Regions from separate parts of the Mus musculus genome. Here region 1 is linked to region 2. The links are chromatin loops, found by intact Hi-C in ENCODE. Cell type or tissue: gastrocnemius. All regions are shown on one strand. Links, peaks and the distances in the headings refer to the core of each region. The heading gives the core; the rest is flanking DNA.

What was found. A loop is a pair of places that touch in the nucleus more often than their neighbours do. Peaks named below come from ENCODE experiments on the same cell type or tissue, not always from the same donor. Only the 100,000 strongest peaks of a DNase experiment are listed, where the experiment ranks them.
Region 1: it touches region 2 in a loop (5-fold over the local background); 2 of 42 quality-filtered maps call a loop at or near these places.

Annotation. Positions count from the first base shown.
Region 1 is chr2:12,294,151-12,300,480 of GRCm38, reverse strand. The region is part of intron 2 of Itga8 (integrin alpha 8); the gene reads left to right. Among named protein-coding and RNA genes, the nearest start is that of E030013I19Rik, 3.9 kb to the left of the region's middle. In gastrocnemius, for the core only: no CTCF peak of the experiment used is centred there; a DNase peak (open chromatin) is centred at 3,025.
Region 2 is chr2:12,085,899-12,092,228 of GRCm38, reverse strand. No RefSeq gene overlaps it. Among named protein-coding and RNA genes, the nearest start is that of Gm34768, 190 kb to the right of the region's middle. In gastrocnemius, for the core only: no CTCF peak of the experiment used is centred there; a DNase peak (open chromatin) is centred at 2,426.

The DNA.
Region 1 (6,330 bases), core at 1,645-4,144, 210 kb before region 2:
TGTAATTCTCTAGTTCCCAAGTCCGGAGGTGAGACTTGCCCTGTAGTAGATCCAGACTGCAACCTGGGGTGCTTGACATTCTAATTCTTTACAGAAAGAATTTTCTTTCAAAATACTGGACATTAGATGCAAAATACTACAGGCAGAGTGTGGATGGATTATATTCATTTCCAAAAATCCCCCAGACAGATGTTTCTTATTTAATTAAAGGGAAAATACCATTTCATCTGCTGTTTTTAACTTGGATCCTAAGAAAATAATTTAAAAGGGGTGTTTTGAAAACACCATCACTCGGTGTTTTAGCTTGTAGCACCCAAATGTTAGCATTCAAATAACATATATTATTAGAGAATACCCTCTTTTTTTTCAAAGATGCAAATATGTCAGGTCAAATGACGGCGTGATGGGCAATAAATTAAGATTCCTTGTACACGTCATACTTTAGGACATTGTTCTTACTTTCCCTGTGGTCCTGTGGTTATCTAACTTATGCATCTAGGATTTATGTAAATGTGCATTTTCACAGAATTTTGAAAAAATTGATTGGGTGGTATGTACCCATGACGTTAATCTGTGTCATTTCTGTTGAGAGGGACTATCAATATGGAAATCATTTTGAAGAAAAATTATGCAATCTTTACCTTGAATTATGACCCAATTAGAAAAACATTTCATAAAAAACATTTTGAATTTATATTTCCATGCCCATCCATTGTCATACTATCTTGTTTGTTATTTTATTAATGGTTCAGTTATTTGAAAACAGATTTATAAGGCTTTACTTTATTTACATTCACATTTAGCAACTGGAACTTTTAAATCGTTTGTGAATAAAACAGTGGCGTTTTGATCCTTACTGATCTCTACATCAGAATAAGTTCCTGGGACGGGGGTGGTGGTGGTGGTGGTGGTGGTGCAGGGGGGTGCTCAGTGGGGAAAGAGCTGGCTACAATCCACAGTTCCATGTCAAAGCTAGGCCACGGCGTGTGCTTGTGACCTCAGCACAGGGGGACTGGTAGACAAGAGCCTTTAAGGCACTTTCTAGTCACCTGATCTTAGCTAAAACAACAGTGATCTTTAGGTTCGATGAGTGGCCCCGCTTCAAACAATAAGGCAATAGTGATCAGGAAGAATATAGCCTCAAACTCTGGCTTCCACAGATGCTACTTGGGCAAGCACATCTGCACACATGTGTGCACACATCCATATACCACGCACACAAGCACACACCAAGACTGCATCTAAGGTTTGATCATATAAGCATGAAATCAATACCACTTTAATTATCCGAGCAAATAAGTCTTGTAAGCTTTATTTGTATTTATCTCTGTGTGCATCCGCTTATGTTTGGTACATATGTATGGTGTCCATGGAAGCAAGAAGCATGTGTTGGATCACATGATGTAGGGGCTGGGAACTGAACTCCCATCCTTTGGAAGAATAGCAAGGTATCGCAAGTACGTAGCCCTCCCTCCAGCCACTAATCTATCTTTTTCAAAGGTAATTTAAATCCAAACCTTGAAACAGAAAGATACAAGGTATTGTACTATTTTAATTTACATTCAAGAAAGGAAGCATTTAAATGATGAAATGGTTGGGTTTTTTTTTTTTCATCAAGTAGCACTGGCTAGTTATACAAATGAATTTAATAACTTTCTAGCACATTCTAGAGTACATGAAATCAGCATGTAGTTAGCATTTTCTTTTAACATTCTAAAAGAAGAATTGATATCTGTCCAGATATTCATCTCTCTGCCCAGATGAACGTCTTTTTAAGGGCTAACTTCAGCTGATGCCATGATTCAGAAGATAAAAGCCATAGAATCCAGGTATTAAACTGGCTTTAAAATTGGCTTCTCCAGCCACTTTCCATTTAAATTACAGTAGTTAATATTTTCCAACATTTGCTCTAAAGCAATTGTTTGAGGGCTCTGAGTTCACTTTTCTTTAGCAAACTATTGCCGAAAGATTGTGTTAGGATTTCCAGAATGGTCCACAGGAATACACTTAGCCCATACTGTAGTTGAACTCATATTTGCAACAGAAGAAAAAGGGACAAGCTAGGGCAATTTTGGCAATTACCTAAGTAGAAAAATACTATCAAGAAAAGTCCATTTTTACTTTTCTTTGTAGAAGAACATAGCAGCAGCATGTCTCAGCACTCAGGCATTGAACTTATGTTTTATAAATGTAAACAGGATTTCTGATTTGGTGTGTGTGTGTGTGTGTGTGTGTGTGTGTGTGTGTGTAAGGGGTAGTAATCAAATCCTGCACTTTGCACATATTAGGCAAATGCTGTGCTATTGAGCTACACCCCCAGTCTCTAGATGTCTAGTTTTCTCTTGATAGAGGTGCATCCAACTGTTCAACAGTTATAGCTTTAGTACTTTAGTACTTTAGTACTTTTTTAACTCTCTCTCTCTCTCTCTCTCTCTCTCTCTCTTTCTCTGTCACCCCCTCCCTCTCTCTTTGTGTGTAAATGTGCATGTGTGTCTGTCTGTCTGTCTGTCTGTCTGTCTCTCCCTCTCTTTCTTGGTGTGTGTGTGTACGCGCGCGCACACGCTTGTGGAGGTGTGTATGTCTGGAGACCAGAGGCTGATTCTGAGTAACTTCTTCACTCTCTCCCCACCTCCACATATTTGAGTTAGCATTTCTCACTGAACACTGAGCCCCAACTTTTGACTCCCCTCCCTAGCCAGGGAGCCTCGGGGAGCCTCCTTTCAGGCCTTCATACTTATACAGCAAGCACTTTCTTGACCAAGCCATCTCCTCAGCTCCAAGAACATTGTGATTATTCTTTCAAAAGCAGTGAGGTAGGAAAGGCTGCACAGAGTTTCAGAGAAATGAAGGCTTCGAGCTGGAAGTAATACTTCAGTGACCTACAATAGAGAGCCATCTCACTGAAAAAGAAGATAGAAATCTCTGGGAAAGAAAAAAAATCCCTGTGTCAGCCAAGAGGGGGTACTGTGAGTCCAGAAACATTTTTCCTTTAGAAAATATAGGGGAGACATGGGTGCAAGCCAGAAGCCTGGGGTGCAGGTGTATGCTGCTTAGTAGGGGCTGATGCTCACCCCGTCTGTCCAGTTATTCTGTCCACATGACCCAGGAGAGGAGAATAGACAGTAGCTGTAATTTATACAAAGCTGTGACGGCGAAGATGGGGCTGTAAGAGCTGGCCGAGCTGCTTTCTAGTTGAGCACTGACTTTGTGAACAGAGGGAAATGCTAGAACCCAGGCTGAATGGTGACAATGGGCATCACCAGCACTCGGACTCACAGTCAGCACTGTAGATGCATAAACATGACCGATGTTCATCATTCCCAATCACACGAAACAACTACGCAAAACACATCCTATGAGTCAAGAAACTGACCTCAAAGGTATGACCAAGACCGTACGATGCAGATATGGGCTGCTTTCTGAATTCCCCCAAGAAACTGGAGAAAGCTGGTCTTCTTGGAGTGCCAGTTCAGGGCTCAGGATCTCGAATGGGTCTGTGGAGCCCAAGAGCCACTCACTGCACACCTTCCGTCCCTTTCCCCTGTTCCACATCACCTGCCCACCACAGTTGGATCTGAAAATCCCAATGTCAAGAGCCTAAACTAAGAAGCAATTTTCACGAGGGGCTCGGAGAAACCAGACAGTTAGGAGAGGCTTGTTCTTGGTGGAAATTATGGGTTGTAATGTCTCTGGTTTCTGTAAGTTCCCACTGACTCTTTGTTCAGGGTCCCCAATGAGTTACCGCCTGAATTTTCCTGGAAAAAGGGAAGACAATGGCTTTTCTTGAGAAAATAGAGGCTGCGACAGAAGCAAGGTGGCGTTCATGAAACAGGGTATAAAGTGTCAGGGATACATGTGTACTATGTTGCCATATATTTTCTGGTATTCCCCTGTAACACTGCCCTCTATCCATGTCTTACACTCTGTCTGCTTTTCTCATTATATCTCAAGGCAAGATACTGAGAAAATTTGACTTGTTTTTTAAGGAAGTTGTTTCAACATGTCCCAGCCCTGGGATGTCTACCATTCAGTGTTTTGCTGGTGTAACCCACTTACTGTCCTTCATTGGATACTGAAGAACCCAAGTAACTTAGTCCCAGAACCTATCTCAATTTATTTAAGACTAACCACCCCCTTTTAAAAGTTACCTGCTTAACTTAATTCTTTTTGCTAACTGATCATCACTTATTTCTACTTTATTAATCAGCTTGGATTTCATTTCTCACTATATTGTGTGATAAATACAAAACTAGAGGAAGTTTCCAATAGCCCAGGACTTCAAACGCATGAATACCATCAAATTCTGGTCCTTTCAAGTCCAGAAGGAGGGGGTTTTAAAAGAAGCATATGGTGATGGGGGAGGTGCAAAGAGTAGATAATTTCCCTGCTCTGTACAAAACCAAGTAGTCCCAAAAAAGTCTCTCTCCCCCTCTGTTTTACCCCCGTACTTCAATGGGATGGAATCCCTTCTATTTGATGAATCGATTTCTTTCCCTTTTGTCTCTGCACTGTGCCCCTGTCGCACAAAGTTCAGAAGCTCACATCTGCCTCGTGCATGTGAAGTTCCAAGGATCATTTCTTCTTTTTCCCCAGAGATGTGTAGATGCCATCAGGATTGCCAGAATCCTCCTGGTCAAGGATGGGGGAATGAAATTGATGTTTTCCGCTATGGGTCATGAGATGGTAAATGGTGGAGTGCTGCAACCAAGCACCACCCAGAAAATATTTGACAGGTTTTATTCCCAAGTGACAGACTTGGAGAGGAAACCTAAAGGCAGGTGCTAGTAACGATGGTCACAACAGCAGTTAAGGACAGAGGAAGTTAAATGGGGTTCACTCATAGTCAGAGACCCATGTGAACTAGGCACAGGAAGAGGTGGGAGATGCTCCTGGGAGAAACCAACTGAGAAAGACTACTAGAATTTGCCTGAATGTAGTATTTTTGTGGGAAAGAGAGGGGAGAAAAACAGAAACTCTTAGGTAATCTGGTTAGGGCCTTTCAAAATCTCAGAATGGCAAGACTTGCTGGGATTGACTTGGAAAATGGAATTCCTCGTTTCGTGGGAGCTGTCTCCTTCGTGTTGCCTCAGCCCACAGCATGAACAGTTCTCAGCATCTGGCTGCCGTACACCAGGACTGGCTTGCTCTGTGATAGTGTGGGATGTGCCGGTTTCCTTATGCGAAAGGTGGGAAACTTGTTGGTGACAAAGCCTTGCTTTTCCAGCCTCCCCCTCCCTCCCTCCCTCCACCAATCCCTGGTGGTGATGGGTAGATCATGCTTTGTTCAGGAGCAGAGAAAGGAAGATATAGGTCAGAGCTACTCAAGCAAATGATGGAAGGAAGACCTTGGATGTGGCAGGACTCAGGGAGAGCAGAAGGCTGTACTTCAGGGAGCTCAATTGAAAGGAAGAAGACAGAGGGGAGACAACAATGACCTTCTCCTTTAAAAGGTCCACAATGGAGCCAAGAGTGCTGGTACATGTGTAATCCCTACTGCATGGAAGCCTGAGGTCAGATTATGGACAATTCAGGGCCTCCATGGGTTATAGAGTATGTCCAATTCCAGCCTGGACCACTGAGTGAGACCAGCTTCAAAATGAAAAAGACAAGCAGGTGGAGATAAAACATAGAGGCAGAATGCTTGCCCAATGTGAAGGAAGCGCTAGGATCAATCGCTAATCCCTAGCTCAGCAAATGGATGAGGATAAGGATAGAGAGGGTGGGGAATAATGGGACTAGGGATATGTATGATTGGCAAGGGATTTTTTTTTAAAACAGGGATGATGCCCTGAGTTTGATTTCCATCACCAAATGAATGAATGAATGAATGAATGAATGAAGTTGTACTACTCATAAACATATACAGATGAATACATATTTACGGAAATATATACACACATACGGAAAGCAATATGTATATAAATGCATATGCAGAAGTGGTACTAGCCATATGCTAATTTTGCCTGATCAAGAGTCATTCAGCTAACCCTCTACTTTTCCCATGAAAATTCCCTGATGGCTGGCCTCATAGAGACACCCACCCTGCATTCCTAATGGAATCTCCATTGGCTCAGACTTCCCACAACAAAAACAACTGGGCCCTGATAGGAGAAGGGAGGAAACATTGGACCCCACAGCGCTTAGCAACCAAGGGAGAGAGAGAGAGGAAGCAATTAGAAAGAGGAAGCCCTTGAAACTCCAACTAGAAATAGGAAACAGATCTGCTCCATGGCTAGTTGAGTCGTATGAACACTAGGCGCCTGTTGCTTAATCTGCAAAATTCTTTCAAGAAGCTGGAAGTCTGTGTGAGGGAACAGGCTTCCAGGTTCT
Region 2 (6,330 bases), core at 1,257-3,756:
AGAAAATCTAGTGGTTTATTTATGTTGTTAACCTGCTTTTGCCCTGGATATATTGACCAGGAAGAAGCTATTAAGTACAATTGAGAGGGCTTGGGGAAACTTTAAATTTTGTTTAGCGATTAATTATTTGGCACAATTAGAGTTCTCAATAAGAGTCACACACAGAGTGTCCTGAGTGTGTATGTATCTCTGTGTATACATGTGCATGCATGCACATGTTCATGTGTATATGCACACACATATTCCTGTATGTGAATGCAGACACATATGTGAATGACATATTCATGAAAGCCAGGGGACTATTTAGGTGTAGTTCCTTATCTTTCACCTTATTTGACAAAAGATTTGTTGTTGACCACTACATATACCAGGCTAACTGGCACAAGTTTCAGGAAAGTCTCCTGTAGCCACCTCCTGTCTCACTGTAAGAACACTGGAATTACTGTCATTTACCACACACAAGTTTACAAGAGTTCTTGGGATTCAGAATCAGGTCTTCACACTTGTGCAGCAAGCTCTTTACCCACAGAGCATCTCCCATGCTCCCTAGAGTACCTCTTTTAGATGGCTTGGAAACCTTGATGTCTTCATATATCCGTTCCTGCTCTGCTTCTGCATTGGAGTCACTGTGGACTGAAGACTAAATGGGCTTAAGAATCCTGCTAATGATGCCCACACACCTGCTAGAGTTATCAGAGAGTAACCCACCCTTGCTCTAACCTCTCTTGTCTGCCAACCTGCATCATTAGGTTAAGGGAAGAGTGATTCTGGCATAGAAGATCATTATGACATGGAAAAGAATGGCTCACTTATGTTAAAATGTGAGCTACTTTGTATCTCACTGCCCTAAGTTGCTTAAAGAAGAAAAAAATTACCAAAATGTTCAAAACCCTTCATTAAAGTTGATGAGAAGGAATACTTTTGAAAAGTTCTTTTGCTTACAAAATAAGTTAGGTTCCAAGAAGCAGTTCACAAGTGAGTTCCTGAGTCAACTCACAGGCAGCCTTCCCTGAGGCATTTCCTCAGGGCATGAGCAAGCCCTTTGAATTCTGAAAGCTGGGCAGAAAGTCCTCCCACTCGGTGAGAAGTACACTTCTCCCATGAAGTCCTTGCAGAGCTGGCTCCTCAATACTGAGATCTACAGATGGGTGTGCAGCTTCCGTATATAAAGGAGCACAATGTGTGCATATAACTTGTACCCAGGCTACACTATAAGTCATCTCTAGAATACTTGTAATACTCAAAATAATCACAGGTGATGCAAATAGTTATTATATTACATAGGGAATGATGGAAAGGTTGTTAGAACAACACATTCTTTTCAAATACTTTTGACCCACGTTTTATGGAATATATCTACATCTGACCCACAGATAGAGTTAAATGTACTCCCTTCAAGGGTCCCCTCTGTAGTGTTCTACATTTATTTGTGATATGTAAAAAAGCAAACCAGTATCCCTGTTTATAATTCCTTAGCTACTGAGCCCAAAGACACTGAATGAGGTAAAGTGTCTGATAAAGACTTCAAAGATTTACTAGTAAAGACAAGCAAAACCTGAAAGAGACTAAACCACGTAGACTAATTCAACCCTGGATCTATAGAGGAAAGTCAGTGCCAACCAAGAAAAAGCCGGCAGAACGGATGAGAAAATCAGAACTCTGAAGAGCATACTCAGAAGCATGGGGGACAAAACTCCAGCAGAGTCTTTCAGATTTCTCTTTTTTAGAAAAATAGAAAGGTTGGAAATGAGTCAAAGAGAACTCACAGTGGAAAATATCAGCAATAAACCATCAAGCTAGAGGACGAAGTCAGTAAAATACTAAAATCAAACAATGTTAAGGGAAAAATAAGCAAATACAACCACAGAACACAAGAATTCTGAGATCCAATCAAGAGGCCATGCCTAAAATTCCATGGGCAGGAAGAAGAGCTGAGGTAAACACAAAGGAATAGACAGTCTGTTCAATAAAATTACAACAAGCACTTTTCAAAATCTCCAGAAATGGGCATCCAAACATAAAGACATTTACAGTTCCAAACAGGGATGAGAGCAGAACATATCCATGACATACTATACTTCAGAGGACAAATTAGTACATTATTTTTTTAAAAAAAGGAAAAAACAAAAAAAATTTTTTTGAAGGTATAAGGGGGAAATGCCAACTCAGAAAGCTACACATGTCTAATCTCTCATTCATAACCTTAAATCCAAAACAAATAAAAGTGAGAGTAAGGATGATGTCCTGGGCAGCACAGTAGAGCTGACCCAGGTGGCATGGGTGTGGGTGTGGGTGAGTTGTCCGAGGGTATGAAAGCAGGAGGTCTGGCCCCACCCTTGTCAGCTGTGGCACTGGGTGAGCTAGCCAAGGGCAGTGCTGGAGAGCTCGCCCTAATGGTGTGGGTGCAGGAAAGCCAGCTGGATAGCCAACTCAGCTAGTGCCCAGGCTCAGATCCAGGGCTTTGAGTTGGTCCACCCCAACATCTACCCCATCAATGAACCACTGGAACTCCTGAAGCATCAAGTCCTGCAGATGCAATGCTGCAGGATCTCCATGATACAGACCAGCAACGGGATGTCTGATGGGAGTTCCAGTGAGGACCCAGTACTGATGGTGGAGCAGGAGCCAGAGGCTTCGAACCAGATGAATTACTCACTAAAATGAACATTTGCAAGCAAAGAAGTATGGACAAAAAGATATTCTGCGACACATTACAGCTTCTATGACATGCTATTTTGTCTTGTTTTGTTTATGTACTTATTTTTTATTTTCCTTTGTGGGAAGAGGTTGCAAAGGGGACACAAAGAAATGGAGAGAGAAGTTGGAATTGGGGTGCATGATGTGACATTCACAAAACATGAAGAAAATGTTTAAAAAATAAAAGAATAATAATGACACGTTTCAGCCCTAATAAGTAACTGCCAGCAAGATCATTACATTCAGCAATGCTAACTTTAGAAATAACAAAGAAAAGAGTGATGGTTCTAGAGAAGAGCAAATTAAGAGAATTCATAACCGCGAAGCAAACATCTCAGAAGACGCTTAAAGGAATTTCTACATAGAAGAGGACGACCATCTCAAGGATGAGAACAAAGAATAAACTTCATGAAGGAAATAGGTGATCAAGAAAGAGCTAGGAAGTAATCTATCATGGCCAACAGTCAACCAGTAAACCTCTAATACTAATAAGAGAGCTATGATAAATAATAATCCAACCAGAAAAAGCACCAATAAAATTTACAGAAATTAGTAATTATCTTCCAATGGTGACCTTAAATGTAAGTGGACTCTGTTCACTAATAAGGAATCCCAGCCTTTTGTCTCCAAGAAACATGCCTCAGTACTGAAGACACTCACAGTCTGAAGAGCCAAAGGATGTAAGACAAACCGTTAAGCAAATTGAAGCCCCAAACGAGCTGGCCTAGCTATTCTGAAATCTGATAATGTTCATTTCAAACCAAAATAGGGGGAAAGAATATATAACGTCACTACCTAGCAATAAATGGCACAATTCACCACGAATATATAATAAATATATATGCACTAAATAATTGGGGCTCTCTGTCTCATGAAACAGCAATGGGCATGGATGGTTAGATAGATCTTTATGCAATGATAAAGAATGACTTCATCAGGACATCCAAATGAAAAATTAACAAAGAAACTCCAGAACAAAACCATAGCATAGATCAAATGGACTTAACAGTATCAGGTTATTCCACCCAAGATACCAAGTATGCATTTTCTTAGCTGAGTATGGGGCCTTTTGTAAGACAGATAACATTCTAAGGCACAAGTGAAGTCTTGCCAAATGGTAAAGAGTCAACATAATAACTATTTCTTATACCTTATCAGTTCTCAGTATAATAAATTGAATAACAAGAAAATTGCAATAACTGTACAACTACACAAACGCTGAATGATGCAGTCTTGAATGACAGATGAATCCCTGAAGGAATAAGGGAGGAGATTTTTTTTTTTTTTTTAGTTCCTAGAGTCAGATGAAAATTAAAACAACTTACCAGAAACTCAAGACTATCACAGCATTGCCAGAGGGTGGTGGCACATACCTTTAATCTCAACACTCAAGAAACAGAGGTGGGTGGGTCTCTGTGAGTTTGAGGTCAGCTTGGCTTATAGATTGAGCTCCAGAAAAACCAGGGCTGCACAGAGAAACCCTGTGATGGATAGATAGATGGATAGGTAGATAGATAGATAGATAGATAGATAGATAGATAGATAGATAGATAGATAGATAACTGGTTGATTGATTGATAGATAATTGATTGCTAGATAGATATAGAGATATAGATAAAAAAGCAACAACAACAAAAAGAATATAGCTACAGTATTTCTAAAATGAAAGTTTAAGGCTACAAATGCTTACATTAAAAAAAGACCTCAAACAAATAATACACTTCCTGGAGTTAGGATAACAAGAACTGCCTATACCTGAAACTTACAGACGGAAAGGACCAATAAAAATTAGGGAATAAATTAATGAAACAGAAACTATAAGCATAATACATAGGGAAAATCAAAGAGTTAATTCTTTGAAATCCTAAACAAAACTGACAAATCCATAGCTAAACTAAAGAAAAGAGAAAGGAAACCCAAAGTAATAAGATTAGCGAGGTTCCTCCATATCCCAATGAAATATAGAGTATCATTAGGGAATACTTTGAAATATATACCAGAAAGGCTGGAAAACTATAAGAAATAGATAAATTCTTAGACATATCCAGCCTGCCAAGATTAAATCGAGTATAAACAACTTAAGCATTTCCATAACAATCCATAGCATTGAAGAAGTAATAAAGTTTCCCAGCAAAGACAAGACTGGGATTTAAAGGACTCACTGCCAAAGTCTACTAAGCTTTTAAAGTAGAGTCAGCTCTTCTTTAACATCAGTGTTCCACAAACAGCTCTAAGAAGATAGTAGGCAGATGAAAAATACCAAACTCATCCCTTGAAGCCAGAATCACTTTGATACCAAAACTACATAGGAACACAACCCCGCAAAAATAAACTGGGCCAGGTTCCTTGGTGGGCATAAAATTGTCAATAAAATTCTAACAAACTTGATACAAAAGCACACTGGGCTGAGCACACAGCAAGAACAAGTCGGTTTCCTTCCAGGCATGCAAGCTTGTCCTGTGTGCAAATCAATAGCTATAAGACACTACATGAACAGACTTAAAGATAGTCATGTCCCATGTGAATACATCTCATAGGGGTTTTGAGTATGCTCACTATTCCTTCATGGTAATAGCCCTGAAAAAAATTAATAGAAGGAATATATTCCAACATAATAAAGGCTTCATATGACAATTATGTAACTAGTGTTATATTAAATGGAGAAAAACTGAGAACATTTCCTCTAAAATCTGGAATGAGACAAGGGTACCCACTCTCTCTACTCTTTTTTACCAGTCCCTTCCCTTTCTCCATTGGTCCTTCCCTTTCTCCTTAGAAAAGGGGGATCCCCTCTTTGGGAACCACTCTGTCCTGTGATATCTAGTCCCAGCAGGACTAGGCATATCCTCTCCCACTGAGGCCAGACCAGGTTGAGAGAAGGGGATCCAATGGCAGGGAACAGAGAGAGAGACAGCCCCTGCTCCACTTGTTAGGGGACCACATGAAGTCTAAGCTGCACATTTCCTACAAATGTGTAGGGGGCCTAGATCCAGCCCATGCATTCTCCATAGTTGGTGGTCTAGCTTGTTCAACCTAATTTTAGCTATAGCAACAAGACAAGAAAAATAAATGCAAATAGAAAAGGAAGAAATAAAAATAATCCATTTGCCTGTCACATAATGCTATATTATATATTTATTAGAGCCTAAAACTCCTCAAGAAAAATTTCAAAATGATAAGTACTTTGAGCAAGATATCAGGGCACAAAATCAAAATATAAAAATCAGTTGCTCAGGGGTTGGGGATTTAGCTCAGTGGTAGAGCGCTTGCCTAGCAAGCAGAAGGCCCTGGGTTCGGTCCTCAGCTCTGGAAAAAAAAAAAAAATCAGTTGGTCTTCTACACACCAATAGCAAACTCACCAAAGAAACAACAAGTTTTTTAAAAATCTCAATTTAAAATAATCCCATTCACAATAGCTTCAAAAATAATAATCTAGAAATAGCCTGAATTATGAAAGTGAAATATCCTAACAATAAAAACTTTAAGATGCCAAACAAGACACTAGAAAATGGAAAGTCACTCATGCTTAATTATTAATTGGCACATTTAATATTGTTAAAATGGCCATATTTCCAAAAGCAACGTACAAATTCAACACAATTTCTATCAAAATTTCAATGACTTTTTCATAGA